Regions from separate parts of the Homo sapiens genome. Here all the other regions are linked to region 1. A link is a contact called in ENCODE Hi-C data. All regions are on one chromosome and are shown on one strand. Each heading gives the region's core, a stretch centred on a gene start or an enhancer-like site at or near the end of the contact. The rest is flanking DNA. Distances are from core to core; before and after follow the strand shown. Region 1 holds the start of GTPBP6 (GTP binding protein 6 (putative)). Region 2 holds the start of CRLF2 (cytokine receptor like factor 2). Region 3 has its middle 27 kb from the start of CRLF2. Region 4 has its middle 190 kb from the start of CRLF2.

The links. Hi-C counts contacts between places; a loop is a spot of excess contacts on that map. Pooled maps may share reads with other maps.
Region 2: a pooled map shows a loop between it and region 1 (6-fold over the local background). The contact joins the promoter of CRLF2 here to the promoter of GTPBP6 in region 1. A Hi-C loop is called at or near these places in 2 of 168 maps with a recorded cell type or tissue (CD4-positive, alpha-beta memory T cell and naive thymus-derived CD4-positive, alpha-beta T cell), 4 of 37 single-sample maps with no recorded cell type and 9 of 50 pooled maps.
Region 3: a map of GM12878 shows a loop between it and region 1 (4-fold over the local background). The contact joins the enhancer-like site here to the promoter of GTPBP6 in region 1. A Hi-C loop is called at or near these places in 2 of 168 maps with a recorded cell type or tissue (GM12878 and naive thymus-derived CD4-positive, alpha-beta T cell), 1 of 37 single-sample maps with no recorded cell type and 9 of 50 pooled maps.
Region 4: a map with no recorded cell type shows a loop between it and region 1 (15-fold over the local background). The contact joins the enhancer-like site here to the promoter of GTPBP6 in region 1. A Hi-C loop is called at or near these places in 9 of 37 single-sample maps with no recorded cell type and 5 of 50 pooled maps.

The regions. Positions count from the first base shown.
Region 1 is chrX:317,544-320,512 of GRCh38, reverse strand. It overlaps GTPBP6 (GTP binding protein 6 (putative)), which reads left to right and starts at 1,717. Exons shown (of 10, transcript NM_012227.4): 1 at 1,717-2,074. The coding sequence starts at 1,726. LINC00685 (long intergenic non-protein coding RNA 685) reads right to left here and starts at 1,368. Exons shown (of 1, transcript NR_027232.1): 1 at 1-1,368.
Region 2 is chrX:1,211,061-1,214,134 of GRCh38, reverse strand. It overlaps CRLF2 (cytokine receptor like factor 2), which reads left to right and starts at 1,486. Exons shown (of 8, transcript NM_022148.4): 1 at 1,486-1,579. The coding sequence starts at 1,501.
Region 3 is chrX:1,238,107-1,241,297 of GRCh38, reverse strand. No RefSeq gene overlaps it. Among named protein-coding and RNA genes, the nearest start is that of CRLF2, 27 kb to the right of the region's middle. Within about 2 kb of position 1,462, at least 4 of the 41 ENCODE cell types and tissues checked have a DNase peak (open chromatin) inside an H3K27ac peak, as active enhancers do; they include GM12878, where a contact is called at or near this core.
Region 4 is chrX:1,025,101-1,027,868 of GRCh38, reverse strand. No RefSeq gene overlaps it. Among named protein-coding and RNA genes, the nearest start is that of CRLF2, 190 kb to the left of the region's middle. Within about 2 kb of position 1,413, at least 4 of the 41 ENCODE cell types and tissues checked have a DNase peak (open chromatin) inside an H3K27ac peak, as active enhancers do.

The DNA of each region.
Region 1 (2,969 bases), core at 468-2,967:
ACGCTCTGCACACCACGGGTAACAGTTTTGGGGTAGCTTCTCTGAGACCGGCTGCCTCTTACTGTCCCCTGGACCAGGGGGGCGCCGCTCTCATCCTCCTGGCATCTCCCAGGCCCCTGCCCCACTCAGAGCTCCACCGCAGGGGCTCCCGAGGCTGGACTCAGACCCGCTGGATCCCATCCAGGCCCCCAAGGCAGCAGTGGAGACCCTCAAGGCTGGACTCCAGCCCCTAATGTAGACTCAGGGACCCCTGGGATGGATGGGTTCGAACCCCCAAAGCTGACTTCAGGACCCTCAGAGCTGGACTCCACCCTCCAAGGCAGCATTCGGGACCCTCACGGCTGGACTCGAGGCCCACGGCAGACATGAAGACCCCTGGGAGGCGTCCGGGACCCCCAGGACTGAATTTGAGGCCCCCAGGCAGACGTGGGGGCCCCTGGGCGGTGGTCAGGACGCCTGGGGCTGGACCCAACCCCCAAGGCAGACGAGGAGAACCCCCGGGCGGCATCCGGGCCCCCCAGGGCTGGACTCAAGCCCCCAAGGCTAGACGTGGGGACCCACCTGGGCGGCGACCGGGACCCCCAGAGCAGGTCTCAAGCCCCAAAGGCAGACGTGGGGGCTCCTCGGCGACGTCCAGGACCCCCAGGGCTGGACTCAAGCCCCCAAGGCTAGACACGGTGACTCCGGGGTGGCGTCCGAGACTCCCACGGGGGAACTCCAGTCTCCAAGGTAGACGTGAGGACCCCCGGGCGGCATCGGGGACCCCCAGGGCGGGACTCGAGCCCCCAAGGCAGACGCGGGGATGCCGAGGCGGCGTCCAGGACCCCCAGGGCGGGACTCGGGCCCCCAAGGCAGACGCGGGGACGCCGAGGCGGCGTCCAGGACCCCCATGGCTGGACTCGAGCCCCCAAAGCAGACATGGGGACCCCCTGGGTGGCGTCCGGGACCCTGAGAGCTGGACTCGAGCCCCCAGGGCAGACGTGGGGACTCCGGGGCAGCTTCCGGGGCCCCCACGGCGGCTCTCCAGGTTCCAGGGCAGACGTGGAGACCCCTGGGCGACGTCACGGACGCCCAGGGCGGGACTCGAGCCCCCAAGGCAGACGTAGGGACCCCTGGGCGCCGTTCTCGATCCCCGGGGCTGGAGTCAAGCCCCCGAGGCGGCGTTCCGGACTCTCGCAATCAGACTTGGACTCCACCCAGCGCGGAACGGGGTAGGACGGGAGCGAGGACGAGGTGAGTGAAGGCAGCGCTGCCGCCGCCGCCGCCGCCGCCGAGGCTCGGGGTCCTGGCGCCTACCGGGCCGGCGGCTGCACCGCGGGATGGGTCTGCCAGGAGCCGCCCACGCCGAACAAGAAGCGGCCCGGTCCCGCCTCCCCCGCCGGCAGCGCGTGCCAATCACCAGCACCTGATGCGGGGCGACCAATGAGGAGCACGCCCTGCCGGGGCGCGGCGCTAGGGAGCCCGCCCCGGCCGCACGCCAATCACCAGCACGTGACAAGGGATGACCAATGAGGATCACGCCCTATGCTGCGGAGAGGCGCTGGTGAGCACGCCCCAGCTGCACGCCAATCACTAGCACGTGACGCCGGATGACCAATGAGGAGCACGGCCTGTGCCGGGGAGAGGCGCTGGTGAGCCAGCCCCGGCCGCACGCCAATCACGAGCACGTGATGAGGAGCGGCCTGTGGGCAGCCCCCGCCCCAACGTTCAGCCTCCAGACGCGCCATGTGGGCCCTGCGGGCCGCCGTACGCCCGGGGCTGCGGCTCTCCCGCGTGGGCCGCGGCCGCTCGGCTCCGCGGGCAGCCGCGCCGTCCTGCCCCGCGCGCGCGCTAGCCGCTGTCGGCCGCAGGAGCCCCGGGAATCTGGAGGGGCCGTGGGGCGGAGGGCGGGGCCTGCGGGCGGACGGCGGCCGAAGCCGCACGGGAGACGACGAGGAGGAGCCGGAAGATGCGGACGAGAACGCCGAGGAGGAGCTGCTGCGGGGAGAGCCTCTGCTGCCGGCGGGGACCCAGCGCGTGTGTCTGGTTCACCCTGACGTCAAGTGGGGCCCGGGGAAGTCGCAGATGACTCGAGGTGACCGCGGCAGGGCTTTCGGGGGAGAAACAGGAGCTGGAGACCTGGGGGCGGGGCTCTGAGGGGAGGGGGCTCATAGGTGGAGATTCAGGGGCGGGGCTCTGAAGGGACGATCTCATAGGTGGAGATTCAGGGGCGGGGTTCTGTGGGGAGAATCTCATAGGTGGAGGCGCAAGGGCGGGGCTCTGCAGGAAGGATTTCATAGGTGGAGATTCAGGGGCGGGACTCGGGAGAATCATAGCTGGCGATGCAAGGGCGGGGCTCTGGGGAGGCTCATAGGTAGAGATTCAGGGACGGGGCTCTGACCTGAGAATCTCATAGGTGGAGACCCAGGGCGGGGCTTTGAGGGGAAGAGCTCAGGTGGCGACGTAGGGGCGGGGCTTCAGGGGGCCAGGCTCTAAGGAGAGGGTCTGATGGTTGGAGATGCCAGGGCGTGGCGCTGAGGGGCGGGGCTCTGAGGGGAAGAGCTTATGGATGGTGATGCGGGGGCGGGGCTCTGAAGGGAGGATCTCATAGGTGGAGGTGCATGGGTGGGGTTCGGGGGAGGAGCCCATGGGTGAAAGGGCGGGGCTTATGGGGAAGAGGGGAGGATATCATTGGTGGAGGTGCGTGGGCGGGGCTTCGGGGGAGGGGCCTATGGGGTAAAAGTGCGGGGGCGGAGCTTATGGGGTGGAGTCCGTGGGATGGGGTGGGGCCCGTGGGGTCCGTGGGGTGGGGTGGGGTGGGGTGGGGTGGGGTGGGGTTGGGTGGGCCGGGGCGGTTCTCGCCGATGGGACCTACGTTTCTCTTGCTCTGGGTTAGAGGTAGGCACGGTGTGTTTGAGGTCAGGGAAGGGAGGGCGTCCAGCGGACCAATCTGTGTCTAGTCCCACCCCCCACCCCCCAGGAGGAAATGC
Region 2 (3,074 bases), core at 237-2,736, 890 kb before region 1:
TAGGGAGGTTGAGGCAAGAGGATTGCTTGAGCCAAGCTGTTTGAGGCTGTGGTGAGTCCTGATTGCACCACAACACTCCTGCGTGGGTACCAGACGAACACCTTGTCTCAAAGAATAGGAAAGAAAAGCTGGGCACGGTGGCTCACGCCTATAATCCCAGCACTTTGAGAGGCTGAAGCGGGCCGATCACTTGAAGTCAGGAGTTTGAGACCAGCCTGGCCAACATGGTGAAACCCCATCTCTACTAAAAATATAAAAATTAGCCAGGCGTGGTGGTGGGCGCCTGTAATCCCAGCTACTCAGGAGGCTGAGGCAGGAGAATCGCTTGAACCCGGGAGGAGGAGGTTGCAGTGAGCCAAGATCGTGCCACTGCACTCCAGCCTGGGTGACAGAGAGTGAGACTCCAGCTCAAAAAAAAAGAAAGGAAAAGCAAGAGAAAGGAAGGGGAGGTGGGGAGGGGGAGGGGAGGAGAGGGGAGGGGGAGGGGAGGAGACGGAAGGGGGAGGGAGAGGGGAGGGAGGAGGGGGTGGGGGGAGGGGGGAGGGGAAGGGAGGGGAGGGGATGTACACATCTACGTATCCATCTATGCATGCATCCATCCACCCATCCACCTATGTATCTGTTCATCCATTTATCCATCCATCCACCCACCTATCCACACATCCTTTCATCCACTTATCCATCCATCCATATACCATCCATGGAGGGGAGGGGAGGGGATAGGTGGAGGGGGTGGGGGAAGGGAGGGGGACAAAAGATGAGGGGATGGGAGGGGGATGGGAAGGGAGGGGGTGGGGTGGGGGGGAAGGGGAAGGGAGGGGAAGGGAAAGGAAGGGAAGGGAGGGGAGGGAAGGGGGAGGGGAGGGAAGGGGGAGGGGAGGGGGAGGGGAGGTGGGGAGGAGGAGGGGAGGGGAGGAAAGGGAAGGGGGAGGGGGAGGGGAGGGAGGAGGGGGTGGGGGAGAGGCAGAAGGGAAGGGAGGGGAGGGGAGGGGATGGAGGGGAGGGGAGAGGGGAGGGGGAGGGGAAGTGAAAGGAAGGGAAGGGAGGGGAGGGGAGGGGGAAGGGGAGGGGAGAGGGGGAAGGGGAGGGGAGAGGGGAGGGGAGGGGAAGGGAAAGGAAGGAAAGAGAGGGGAGGGGAAGGGGGAGGGGAGGGGAGTGGGGAGGGAATGGAGGGGAGGGGAGGGGAGGGGGAGGGAGGGAAGGGAATGGAGGGGAGGGGGAGGAGATGGGGGAGGGGGAGGGAAGGGGAGGGCTCAGCTCAGCAGTGTGCGTGGCAGTCCTGATCCTGGATTGATTGTGTGTGTGTGTGTGTGTGTGTGTGTGTGTGTTCTTGACAAGTGTATCTTTGAAAATCAACTGTCACTGTGCTTCCTGCCTGTAATCATTTCCCTAGTTTCCTTTCTGACTTTTTAAAATCGATGGTGACCTCTGCTTATGAGTCATGAGTGATCTGTTCGTTGTAGGTCCCTGAGGACCTCACTCTCCACTCCTGTTTCAGGCATGGGGCGGCTGGTTCTGCTGTGGGGAGCTGCCGTCTTTCTGCTGGGAGGCTGGATGGCTTTGGGGCAAGGAGGAGCAGGTAATTATTTAAACACCCTCTTCTTGTTGTATTTTGGTTTGTGGTTTGCTTTGCAACCAGGCACTCTTTATTTTGTAAAACTTAAACAATGAGCATGGAGGTTTCTTTCTTCTTTTCTTTTTTTTTTTTTTTTTTTTCCGGGTTCAAGCAATTCTCCTGCCTCAGCTTCTCAAGTAGCTGGGACAAAACATATTTATAAGTAAATACATGAATATTAAGTATACTTATTGCTCCCGGAATATCCACTGCTTATATGAGCTTTCGGTGGCCAGAACTAGGAACTGTATGTGTGCGTGTGTGTGTCTATCTATTGATTGATTGATTGGTAGATATATTCATTTTTAATCTATCCATCAATGTATCTCATCTATCTTTTCCCATTAATCACCCATCCATCCACTATCCATCCATCTATTATTCATTGATCCATCCACTAATATATCCATCCACCCATCTATCAAACGATTCATCCACTCATACATTCACCCACCCATCAACCCACCCAGCCATCCGTCCACCCAACCTTTCATTCACTCATCCATCCATCCACCATCCACCCAGCTGTTATCTATCCATCCTCCCATCCACCCATCTATCATCCATCCATCCATCCATCCACCCATCCACCCATCCATCCACCAATACATCCATCCATCCATCCACCCATCCACCCATCCATCTACCAATACATCCATCCATCCATGCATTCACCCACACTTTTATCCACTTATCCATCCATCCATCCATCCACCCATCCATCCACCAATACATCCATCTATCCATGCATTCACCCACACTTTTATCCACTTATCCATCCATCCATCCATCCATCCACCCATCCACCCATCCATCCACCAATACATCCATCCATCCATGCATTCACCCACACTTTTATCCACTTATCCATCCATCCATCCATCCACCCATCCATCCACCAATACATCCATCTATCCATGCATTCACCCACACTTTTATCCACTTATCCATCCATCCATCCATCCACCCATCCATCCACCAATACATCCATCTATCCATGCATTCACCCACACTTTTATCCACTTATCCATCCATCCATCCATCCATCCACCCATCCACCCATCCATCCACCAATACATCCATCTATCCATGCATTCACCCACACTTTTATCCACTTATCCATCCATCCATCCATCCATCCATCCATCCATCCATCCATCCACCCATCCACCCATCCACCCACCAATACATCCATCTATCCATGCATTCACCCACACTTTTATCCACTTATCCATCCATCCATCCATCCATCCATCCATCCACCCATCCATCCACCCACCCACCCATCCATGTACACATCTACGTATCCATCTATCCATGCATCCATCCATCCATCCATCCATCCATCCATTCACCTATGTATCTGTTCATCCATTTATTTATCCACTGACTCACTCATCCACCCACCCATCCTTTCATCCACTTATCCATCTATCCATCCATCCACCAACACATCCAT
Region 3 (3,191 bases), core at 213-2,712, 920 kb before region 1:
GACCAACACTCACCCCAAATCTCCATCCCTCAGAGAGACCCCCATTCACCCCAAATCTCTATCCCTCAGGGACCCCCCCACTTACCCCAAATCTCCATCCCTCAGAGAGAGACCCCACTCACCCCAAATCTCTATCCCTCACAGAGACCCCCGCTCACCCCAAATCTCCATCCCTCAGAGAGAGACCCCACTCACCCCAAATCTCTATCCCTCACAGAGACCCCCGCTCACCCCAAATCTCCATCCCTCAGAGAGACCCCCATTCACCCCAAATCTCTATCCCTCAGGGACCCCCCCACTTACCCCAAATCTCCATCCCTCAGAGAGATCCACACTCACCCCAAATCTCCATCCCTCAGAGAGAGACCCCACTCACCCCAAATCTCTATCGCTCACAGAGACCCCTGCTCACCCCAAATCTCCATCCCTCAGAGAGAGACCCCCCACTCACCCCAAATCACCCCTCCTGCAGAGGCCTTCACTCACCCCAAATCTCCACCATGCTCCAGAGACCCCACTCAGCCGGCGAACTCCGCGAGGCTGGGGCCGTGATCCTCTGGGATGGGGCCGTGGCCGACTGTTCAGTGGTCCTAGGCAATTCAGGGATCTTTATGGATGTCTTGTCTTGTCTTTTCTTTTTCTTTTCTTTTTTTTTTGAGATGGAGTCTCGCTTTGTCACCAGGCTGGAGTGCAGTGGTGTAATCTTGGCTCACTGTAACCTCCACCTTCCAGGTTCAAGCGATTCTTCTGCCTCAGCCTCCCGAGTAGCTGGGATTACAGGCACATGCCAGCACGCCCGGCTGATTTTTGTATTTTTAGTAGAGATGGGGTTTCACTGTGTTGGTCAGGCTGGTCTCGAACTCCTGACCTCAGGTGATCCACCCGCCTCGGCCTCCCAACGTGCTGGGATGACAGGCGTGAGCCACTTCTCCCGGCCTAATTTTTGTATTTTTAATAGAGACAGGTTTTTGCCATGTTGTCCAGCTGGTCTCAAACTCCTGACCTCAGGCTGAGGTGATCCACCCGCCTCAGCCTCCTAGAGTGCTGGGATTACAGGTGTGAGCCACTGTGCCCGGCCTAATTTTTGTATTTTTAATAGACACAGGTTTTTGCCATGTTGGTCAGGCTGGTCTCAAACTCCTGACCTTAGGTGATCCACCCGCCTCGGCCTCCCAAAGTGCTGGGATCACAGGTGTGACTCACCGCGCCTGGCCAGAGTTTGGCTCTTTTTTTTCTTGACAACACCCAGCACCAGAGGACGGGTCTGGAGGCTTCCCTGTCGTATCCGTGCGTCAGCGCCGTGGGTGGGTGGGAATATTCCTAGAAGATACTGCTATCATCATGGGAGGCCAGACCGCAGTGAGCCAGGCCTGGCCGTGACGTTGGAACCCACGGGCAGATCCCTCAAAGACCACATGCAAATCAACTGCAGGTCAACTTCCCTGTCTCAGCTCCCCAGAACCCCACCTCTGCCCCGGGGCCGCCCGGCATACGGGGAACTTAGGCAGAGGGGAAGTGGGAGTGGAGAGAAACCGCAGCTAAATGGAGCCGAAATGTCTCATTTTGGCAAATTTTCCAAAGCCCGGGATCCTCTGAAGTTACGCCCTTCCCAGACCGCAAGACGAGCCGGCCTCCTGGTTAATTCACCTGTCTCTTACTTTTGTGTTTTTTTAATTTTTTTTAATTAATTTATGTTTATTTTTATTTTTTGAGACAGAGTCTCACTCTGTCGCCCAGGCTGGAGTGCAGTGGTGCGATCTCAGCTCACTGCAACCTCCGCCTCCCGGGTTTAGCCATTCTCTTGCCTCAGCCTCCCGAGTAGCTGGGACTACAGGTGCCCGCCACCACGCCCGGCTAATTTTTTGTATTTTTAGTAGAGACGGGGTTTCACTATGTTGGCCAGGCTGGTCTCGAACTCCTGACTTCGTGATCCACCCTCCTCGGCCTCCCAAAGTGCTGGGATGACAGGCGTGAGCCACTGCGCCCGACCGAATATTTTTTTTTTATGTTTGAGGATGAGTGGGTTTTTCATTGCAATGACAGGTCTCAGTACATTTATTTTATTTATTTATTTATTCATTTATTTTAATTTTGTTTTGAGACAGAGCTCTCTGTTGCCCAGGCTGCAGTACAACGGTGTGATCTCGGCTCACTGCAACCTCTGCCTCCGGGGTTCAAGCGATTGTCCTGTCTCAGCCTCCCGAGTAGCTGGGATTACAGGCGTGCACCACCACGCCCAGTTCATTTTGTATTTTTAGTAGAGACGGGGTTTCACCAGGTTGATCCGGCTGGTCTCCAACTCCCGACCTCAGGGGATCAGCCCACCTTGGCCTCCCTAAGTGCTGGGATTACAGGCATGAGCCACCGTGCCCGGCCTTTATTTTATTTATTATTTTATTTTTTGGAGACAGAGTCTCGCTCTGTCGCCCAGGCTGGAGTGCAATGACGTGATCTCGGCTCACTGCAACTTCCACCTCCCTGGTTCAAGCGATTCTCCTGCCTCAGCCTCCCGAGTAGCTGGGATGACAGGCGCCCACCACTACGCCCAGCTAATTTTTGTATTTTTAGTAGAGACGGGGTTTCTCCAGGTTGGTCAGGCTGGTCTCTAACTCCCAACCTCAGGTGATCCACCCGCCTCGGCCTCACTAAATGCTGGGATGACAGGCATGAGCCACCGCACCCGGCCTGTTTTATTTTATTTTTTGAGATGGAGTTTCAGTCTTGTCATCCAGGCTGGAGTGCAGTGGTGTGATCTCGGCTCACTGCAACCTCCATCTCCTGGGTTCAAGTGATTCTCCTGTCTCAGCCTCCCAAGCAGCTGGGATTACAGGCACCTGCCACCACGCCTGGTTAATTTTTTTTATTGTTTTCTTTTGAGGCAGAGTCTAACTCTGTTACCCAGGCTGGAGTGCAGTGGTATGATCTTGGCTCACTGCAACCTCTGCCTCCGGGTTCAAGAGATTCTCCTGTCTCAGCCTCCTGGATAGCTGGGATTACAGGCACCCGCCACCACACCCGGCTAATTTTTGTATTTTTAGTAGAGATGGGGTTTCACCATGTTGACCAGGCTGGTCTTGAACTCCTGACCTCAGGTGATCCGCCCACCTTGGCCTCCCAAATTGCTGGGATTACAGGCGTGAGCCCCCATGCCCGGCCGCAGGTCTCAGTTAATTTAGAAAGTTTATTTTGCC
Region 4 (2,768 bases), core at 164-2,663, 710 kb before region 1:
GAGAAAGAAAGGAGAAGGAAAGACAAAGAAAGGAGAGAGAAAAAAAAGAAAGAGCAAGAAAGAAAAAAGAAAGAAGAGACAAAGAAAGAAAGAAAACAGAGAAAGTAAGAGAAAGAGAAAGAAGAAAAAGAAATGAGACAAAGAAAGGAGACAGAGAGAAATAGAAAAGAAAGAGAAAGAAGAAAGAAAAAGAAAAGAGAAAGAAAGAGAAAGAAAAGAGAAAGAAGAAATAAGAGAGGGAGAAAGAAAAAAGAAGAAAGAAGAGAGGGAGAAAGAAAGAGAAAGAAAAGGAAGCAAGAAAAAGACAGGAGAGAAAGAAAGAAAGAAAGAAAGAAAAGGCAAATTCCGCAAAACAACAGTAGGCCATAACAGCCTTCCCGTGGGACTTAGGCACAGTGAGAGGGCGTGGGGCGTCCCGGACAGGGTATGGGTTTGTGGGGAAAACGTTTTCTATGACACAAGCCACAAGATGTGCGACACACACAACAGAATAGTCTTCAGCCTGGAAAAGCAAGATGAACCCGGGGGACGTGATGTTGAGGGAAATAAGCCAGGCTCAGACGGACAAATACCGCGTGATCTCACCTCTACGTGGAATGTAAAAAAGTCTAACCCGAGGCAGGTGGATCATGAGGTCAGGCGTTCGAGACCAGCCTGGCCAACATGGCGAAACCCTGTCTCTACTAAAAATAGAAAAATTAGCCGGATGTGGTGGCAGGTGCCTGTCATCCCAGCTACTCGGGAGGCTGAGGCAGGAGAATCGCTTGAACCCGGGAGGCGGAGGTTGCAGTGAGCTGAGATTGTGCCACTGCTCCCCAGCCTGGTGACGGAGTAAGACTCTGTCTAAAAAGAAAGGAAAAAAAGAAAAGAAAAGAAAAGAGAGGAGAGGACAGGGGAGGAGAGGGGAGGAGAGGGGAGGGGAGAGGAGAGGGAGGAGGAGGAGGAGGGGGAGGTGGAGGAGGACGAAGAAGAAGAAGAAAAAAAAGGGGGAAACCGTTGGTAAAATGATACAAAGTTTCAGTTTGACAGAAAGGATGCATTCTAGTGACAGAAGAAAACATTGTAGCCCAGCATGGTGGCAACAGTTAATAGATAATGTATAATTCAAAACTGATAAAAGAACAGATTTTACATGTTTTCACTAAAAAAAGATTAAGCACTTGAAGTGACAGATACGTGAATTAACCTGATGTAATTATTCCACAATGATACATCTATCAAAACGTCATGTTGTGCGCCTTAAAAATATGCAAGTATTGTTTGCCAATTTTATGTAAAGTAAAAAGTTTTTTAAAACACACATAAAACATCTTTGTTCCTGAGCCGGAGTTGTCTGAAACGGTGACTTCTTTTTCTGTATGCCTTTCACCACAGGAAGGAAACCACGAAACCAGTTCCCATTTTAGAATTCAGTAGTGAAGTACAAAGGAAAAAAGTTGAAAAGGGGGATTTTTTGTGTGTGTGTTTGAGATGGAGTCCCACTCTTGTTGCCCGGGCTGGAGGGCAGTGGTGCGATCTTGGCTCACTGCAACCGCCGCCTCCTGGGTTCAAGTGATTCTCCTGTCTCAGCCTCCTGAGTAGCTGGGATGACAGGCGTGCACCACTGTGCCCAGGTAATTTTTGTATTTTTAGTAGAGACGGGGTTTCGCCATGTTGTCCAGGCTGGTCTCAAACTCCTGATCTCAGGTGATCCACCCGCCTCGGCCTCCCAAAGTCCTGGTATTACAGGTGTGAGCCACCGCACCCAGCCAGGGGATGCATTTTTTAAATTTTTTTAAAAATGTAATTTTAATTTAATTTTAGTATTATTATTTTTTGAGATGGAGTCTCGCTGTTTCGCCCAGGCCGGAGTGCAGTGGCGCGATCTCGGCTCACTGCAAGCTCAGCCTCCCTGGTTCACGTCATTCTCCTGCCTCAGCCTCCCGAGTAGCTGGGACTACAGGCGCCCGCCACCACGCCCGGCTAATTTTTTGGATTTTTTTAATAGTGACGGGTTTTCACCATGTTAGCCAGGACGGTCTTCATCTCCTGACCTCGTGATCCCCCTCCCTCAGCCTCCCAAAGTGCTGGGATTACACGCGTGAGCCAATTTTTATTATTTTTGGAGACAGAGTATCACTCTGTCGCCCAGGCTGGAAGGCAATGGCACGATCTCGGCTCACTGCAATGTGTCTCCCGGGGTCAACAGATTCTCCTGCAGTCAGCCTGCTGAGTAGCTGGGATTACACGTGTGAGCCACCGTGCCCAGCCTTGCGAAATGCATTTTCTATACAGCTGCATGACAGCAAACATGATACAGAGAGAAGATCCTTTAGCAGATGTTTGGCAAGAAAAGAGAGGAATTCCACCTAATTCAAAGAAATCAGCCAAGCCTGGCACACACAGCACGTCTCCAGGACACACAGCACGTCTCCAGGACACACAGCTTCCCAATCTTTGTTTTTCTCTACACCCTTCAACTTTCACCCTTGCAAACTCTTTTTTTTAAATTTTATTATTATTATACTTTAAGTTTCAGGGTACATGTGCACAACATGCAGGCTTGTTACATATGTATACATGTGCCATGCTGGTTTGCTGCACCCATGAACTCGTCATTTAACATTAGGTATATCTCCTAATGCTCTCCCTCCCCCCTCCCCCCACCCCACAACAGTCCCCGGTGTGTGATGTTCCCCTTCCTGTGTCCATGTGTTCTCATTGTTCAACTCCCACCTGTGAGTGAGAACATGCATTATTTGTTTTTTTCTCCTTGTAATAGTTTGCTG